Linked DNA regions of Homo sapiens: region 2 is linked to region 1. A link is an interaction called in ENCODE POLR2A ChIA-PET data of the cell type or tissue named here. Cell type or tissue: Caco-2. All regions are shown on one strand. Links, peaks and the distances in the headings refer to the core of each region. The heading gives the core; the rest is flanking DNA. Region 1 has its middle 1.5 kb from the start of CLEC4C. Region 2 overlaps APOBEC1 (apolipoprotein B mRNA editing enzyme catalytic subunit 1).

The links. Peaks named below come from ENCODE experiments on the same cell type or tissue, not always from the same donor. Only the 100,000 strongest peaks of a DNase experiment are listed, where the experiment ranks them.
Region 2: POLR2A ChIA-PET joins it to region 1 with 15 read pairs; 2 of 35 experiments call an interaction of 5 or more read pairs at or near these places.

Annotation. Positions count from the first base shown.
Region 1 is chr12:7,747,454-7,750,365 of GRCh38, forward strand. It overlaps a transcript of CLEC4C not described here. Among named protein-coding and RNA genes, the nearest start is that of CLEC4C, 1.5 kb to the left of the region's middle. RefSeq lists enhancers at 1,698-1,777, 1,798-1,977, 2,158-2,237. In Caco-2, for the core only: no CTCF peak of the experiment used is centred there; a DNase peak (open chromatin) is centred at 1,658.
Region 2 is chr12:7,653,508-7,656,419 of GRCh38, forward strand. APOBEC1 (apolipoprotein B mRNA editing enzyme catalytic subunit 1) reads right to left here. Exons shown (of 5, transcript NM_001644.5): 2 at 1,098-1,125. Among named protein-coding and RNA genes, the nearest start is that of APOBEC1, 11 kb to the right of the region's middle. In Caco-2, for the core only: no CTCF peak of the experiment used is centred there; no DNase peak of the experiment used is centred there.

The DNA.
Region 1 (2,912 bases), core at 298-2,797:
GCCAAGCCCTTAGATCCTTCTTCGCCTACTCTTGCAAAGGAAGAGATGTGACTTAGGAGACTCTGCAGTGAGCTAAAGCTTTCAATTTAAAACATACATCATGTTCAGAAATAAGGAAACACAAACAAGGAAATCGAGAAATACATGAAAAACAGTTCATGGTTGCAGGTCTGATTGTCTTTTTTTTTTTTTTTTTTTTTTTTTTCTAGACAGGGTCTCACTCTGCCACCCAGGCTGGAGTATAGTGGTGCAATCTCAGCTCACTACTACCTCTGCCTCGCGGGTTCAAGCGATTCTCCTGCCTCAGCCTCCCGAGCAGCTGGGACTACAGGCATGTGCCACCATGCCCAGCTAATTTTTGTATTTTTAGTAGTGACAGGGTTTCATCATACTGGCCAGGCTTGTCTCGAACTCCTGACCTCCTGCCGTTGCACTCCAGCCTGGGCAACAAGAGCAAAACTCCATCTCCAAAAAAAAAAAAAAAAAAGCCTCTTTCATTTGTAAATTGCCCAGTCTCAGGTATGTCTTTATCAGCAGTATGAAAACGGACTAATACAGCCTCCCAAAGTCCTGGGGTTACCGTTGTGAGCCACCACGTGCCCGGCCACTGCTGAGTAATCTTAAATAGAGAAAATCCATTATAGCCTATGCTACTCAAATGGAGATGTTTGGTTGAAGGATGGTTACAACTACTGGTGAAATAGACACTGAGAAAGAAAGAACCTAGGTATTCCAGAATCTTCCCAGAGTTCAACTGAGATTTAATTGTAGAGTAGTGAGAAAAAAGTTTTGAGCTGGGCACGGTGGCTCATGCCTATAATCCCAGCACTTTGGGAAGCTGAGGTGGGCGGATCACGAGGTCAAGAGATCGAGACCATCCTGGCCAACATGGTGAAACCCCGTTTCTACTAAAAATACAAAAATTAGCCAGGTGTGGTGGTGCATGCCTGTAGTCCCAGCTACTCAGGAGGCTGAGGCAGGAAAATTGCTTGAACCCGGGAGGCGGAGCTTACAGTGAGCCGAGATCGTGCCACTGCACTCCACCCTGGGTGACAGAGCAAGACTCAGTCTCAAAAAAAAAAAAGTTTTGAGTTAGCAGCCATCCTTTGAGATATTTTAGGACCCAGACCAATGAGATCCTTTCTAAGCTGTATACTTGCTGAAACAACTTAAAGTCCTGTTTGGTCTCTTGTCTACCTCCCATTTACAGTTCCCTGAACCTCCCTCTGCCCCTGCCTCAGGGGTTCTCCCTGTTGCTTTCCTCTGTCTTGGATTAAAATGTAGAGTATGAGGGTATTCCTTTGAGTATACAATGCTGAGAAGAAAGGAGCAAAGGCAAAAATGAGAAAAATAATTTAAAATAGAACAAATTATAAAAGCAGAAAGAATGACAAATTATTTTCTCAGAAGAAAAGCAGAATTGCATGTAGGCCCAGCTCAGGTGACATCCCAGCAGAATGCTTTGAGTATGACCAGAGTATTGCAAAAGCTACAGCTGAAGAGGATAAATCTAGATAAGAATTGGTAGATGGTTTGCTCACTACTTCTTCCCCCGGTTGGTGAGGGAGGGAGTCCCAACCCAGGGTTATGGGTGGCTGGACACACAACACCCGACACTGGACAGATAAGACTGACAGCAGTTCAGCTGCATGTACTCACGGCCTGAGGCAGGAGGGCACCGCACACCATGCAGGGTCAGACAGAGGTTGCACTTGGGAGCAGGGTGACTGTGGGAGGCAGGATCTGCTGTAACAAGAGGGTGAGGTGGCCCCTTGGCTCTTGAGGGAGGATGGGATTGGCTTCTTTAAAGAATTTTGTGGCCAGGTGTAGTGGCTCGTGCCTATAATCTCAGCACTTTGGGAGGCTGAGGTGGGCGGATTGCTTCAGGCCAGGAGTTCAAGACTAGCCTGGCCAACATAGTGAAACCCCATCTCTACTAAAAATCCAAAAAATTAGCCAAGCATGGTGGCACACGTCTGTAATTTCGGCTACTCAGGAGGCTGAGGCACGAGAATCACTGGAATTTGGGAGGCAGGGATTGCAGTGAGCCGTAATCGTACCACTTCACTCCAGCCTGGGTGACAGAGTGAGATTCTGTGTCAACGAAAAAAAAAAGAGAAAAAAAAGATTTTGTGGGCCTTCAGGGAAGTGAAATCTATTAGCTTGAGGACCAGGTGGAGTGCAGCTGGCCCAGCTGAGATGGAAACTGGCTGAGTGAGAAACAGAAATATTTTTTTTTTTTGAGATGGAGTCTTTCTCTGGTCACCTAGGCTGGAGTGAGTGCAGTGGCTAAATCTTGGCTCACTGCAACCTCCACCTCCCGGGTTTAAGCAATTCTCCTGCCTCAGCATCCCGAGTAGCTGGGACTACAGGCATGCGCCACCACGACTGTCTAATTTTGTATTTTTAGTAGAGACAGGGTTTCTCCATGTTGGTCAGACTGGTCTTGAACTCCCAACCTCAGGTGATCCGCCCACCTCAGCCACCCAAAGTGCTGGGATTACAGGTGTGAGCCACAATGCCTGGCCATTTTTTGTTTTTGAGACAGGATATCAGTCTGTTGCCCAGACTGAAGTGCAGTGTCTCGACCTTCACTCACTGTAGCCTTGACCTCCTGGGATCAAGTGATCCTCCCACCTCAGCCTCCCGAGTAACTGGGACTATAGATACACGTCATTACACCTGGGGATCTTTTAAATTTTTTTTGTAGAGACAGGGTCTCGCTATGTTATTTCCCAGGCTGATCTCGAACACCTGGGCTCAGGTGATCCTCTTGCCTTGGTCTCCCAAAGTGCTAGGATTACAGATGTAAACCAGCATGCCTGGCCGGTGATGCTCTTTTAACATGAGTACCCAGTGTTTGGAATCAGGACAGGGCATCAGTTAGGTTTTGCTGTATAATCAATTAACTT
Region 2 (2,912 bases), core at 223-2,722, 94 kb before region 1:
TTTAAGACATGGTCTCTCTAAGCTGGCCAGCCTGATCTCCCCTTCCTGGACTCAAGCTACTCTCCTGCCTCAGCCTCCTGAGTAGCTGAGACCACAGGTGTGCCCCACCATGCCTAGCTATATTCTAACTTTTCTATTTTACACCTAGAGGTGCTATGTTCCAATCCTTATCTTTTCTATTCCTCAATGGACTCTAACCAGATTTTCTCAAGTGTTGACGCCTCAAATTGCCAACAAGATTGTATTGTCAAGAACAGACAAAAGAGCAATTTAGCCTCAAGATTCTTCCACATTAGGATTCTATATACTAACTCCTATAAGAAAGAAATTCTACTTGCTCTCAGTGGTGTCTTTAGATTTAACACTCTCTATGTCTGAAAGCTGTAACTCAAGGGAAACTCAGAATTGAACTGCAGACTCTTCTTTGCAATATGGTTAAGTCACAAGCTTATTACATCCTAATAGTTCCCACTCATCCCTAAAGTATCACATTCATTTACTACATAGATCAATCCTTCCACCTATCAAGAGATAATATATTCCTTAACATGACTTCCCTGTCCTATGTCTGAAAAATGGGCAGACATTATAAAACGAAGATGAAGTTAAAGTGACAAATGAGTTTCCCAGGTATTTCACTAATGGCTATAAAAGCATGCGATTTAAAAAAAGAAGAGAAATTGTAAGACAATAACAGATAAGCAAGCTAGAAAATCATTTATTTAAAGAGATCAAAAGACATAAGAGCAAAGATATAAAAAACAATAACCATAGAAAATGAAACTGGAAAAGGCAAAAATGAAAGAAAGAATGGAAAATGGCAAAAGAGAAAAGGAACAATAAAGAAAGCTATATCCACAGTTCCTTTTTTTTTTTTTTTTTGAGACAGGGTCTCAGTCTGTTACCCCGGCTGCAGTGCAGTGGTGCAATCATAGCTCACTGCAGCCTTGACCTCCTGGGCTCAAGCGATCCTCCTACTCCTGCCTCAGCCTCCTGAGTAGCTGGGATTATAGGCGCATGTGCCACCATGCACAGCTCTTAAATACCCATTGATTCTTGATCAAATTAAATGGGCACTGTGATAGTGTTATTCTTACCTCAGAGTGGGGTCACCGGTTGAAGGACCTGTTGACCAAGATATGATTATGTCAAACAACACTCAAATATCAAATGAGTTGCTAAGAAAAAGTGCTCTATTATTCCAAACCTCCAAATCATCTCAGAAAATGGAATTTGAAGATTCTCTCATGGATTAATTGTATTGGACCAGCTCATTGTACCCAAGAAAAGCAAGATTTTTAAGGACTCTGCCAAAATCTCTTTTCCCAGATGCCCAATCCCAAACAAGGTAGTCTGCCTTAAGGCTTCAACAAAAATGATTAAGCACAATGGGAAAGTCACTTCTTAAAGCCTCTTAGAGGCCGGGTGCGGTGGCTCACGCCTGTAATTCTAGCACTTTGGGAGACCGAGGCAGGTGGTTCACCTGAGGTCAGGAGTTTGAGACCAGCCTGGCCAACATGGTGAAACCCTGTCTCTACCAAAAATACAAAAATTAGCCAGGTGTGATTGCGGGCACCTATAATCCCAGCTACTCGGGTGGCTGAGGCAGGAGAATCACTTGAACCTGGGGAGAGGAGGTTGCAGTGAGCCAAGATCGCACCATTGCACTCCAGCCTGGGCAAAAGAGCAAAACTCTGTCTCAAAAATAAAAATTAAAAATAGGCCCGGTGTGGTGGCTCACGCCTGTAATCCCAGCACTTTGGGAGGCTGAGGCGGGCAGATCATCTGAGGTCGGGAGTTCCAGACTAGCCTGACCAACATGGAGAAACCGCATCTCTACTAAAAATACAAAAAAAAATTGGCTGGGCGTGGTGGCGCATGCCTGTAATCCCAGCTACTTGGGAGGCTGAGGCAGGAGAATTGCTTGAACCCAGGAGGTGGAGGTTGCAGTGAGCCGAGATCACGCCACTGCACTCTAGCCTGAGTGACAGAGCAAGACTCCTTAAAAAAAAAAAAAGAAAGAAAGAAATGGAAATACAGGAAATGTTATGACACGATGGGTAGAGAAGCCTAATGTAGACATGGGCATGGACAGCTTTGAGGGGCCTCACAGGGAGTGGTGCAGACCATGGTGGTGGAGTAGTTTGGAAAATAGAAAAGGAGGTGGCATTGGTGGGGCTTTGATTTTATATATATAGAGAGAGAGTGCAGTGGCTTATACCTATAATCCCAGCTTTTTGAGATGCCAAGGCAGAAGGATCTCTTGAAGCCAGAAATTTGAGACCAGCCTGGGCAACACAGTGAGACCCCATTCCTACAAAATGTAAAATTAGCAGGGTGTGTTAGCACACACCTGTGGCTACTTGAGTGGCTGAGGAGGGAGGATCACTAGAGCCCAGGAGTTCCAGGTTACTGTGAGCTATGATTATGTCACTGTACATAGCCTGGGTGATACAGTGAGACCCTGTCTCTTAAAAAATTAAAATTTTATTTCATTTGTTATTTTTTTTGTGGAGGCGTGTTCTCTCTGTGTTGCCCAGGTTGGTCTCAAACTCCTGAGCTCAAGAGATCCTCCTGCTTCAGCCTCCCAAAGTGCTGGGATTACAGGCATGATTCACCATGCCTAGGCCAAATTTTTTTTTTTTAAAGAAAGAAATAAGGAAATAAATGGAAGATGTGTATTTGAGAATTTATATACCGCAGGCCTGCTGCTCCCCTGCATGACCCTGGTCAGATTACTCCATGGTTATGAAATCATGCCTCACCTGGCCTACAAACTAATCAGTGTCACTCCGTGGAAGAAAGTCTGGGCTGGAAAGGACAGAGGTTCAGTTTCCTGGGGTGCAGTGTGAGTGGCCCCGGCTTTGGAGTGATCTAAGCAGTACTTTGTTTAGATGGCTCTCCTGGCCCTT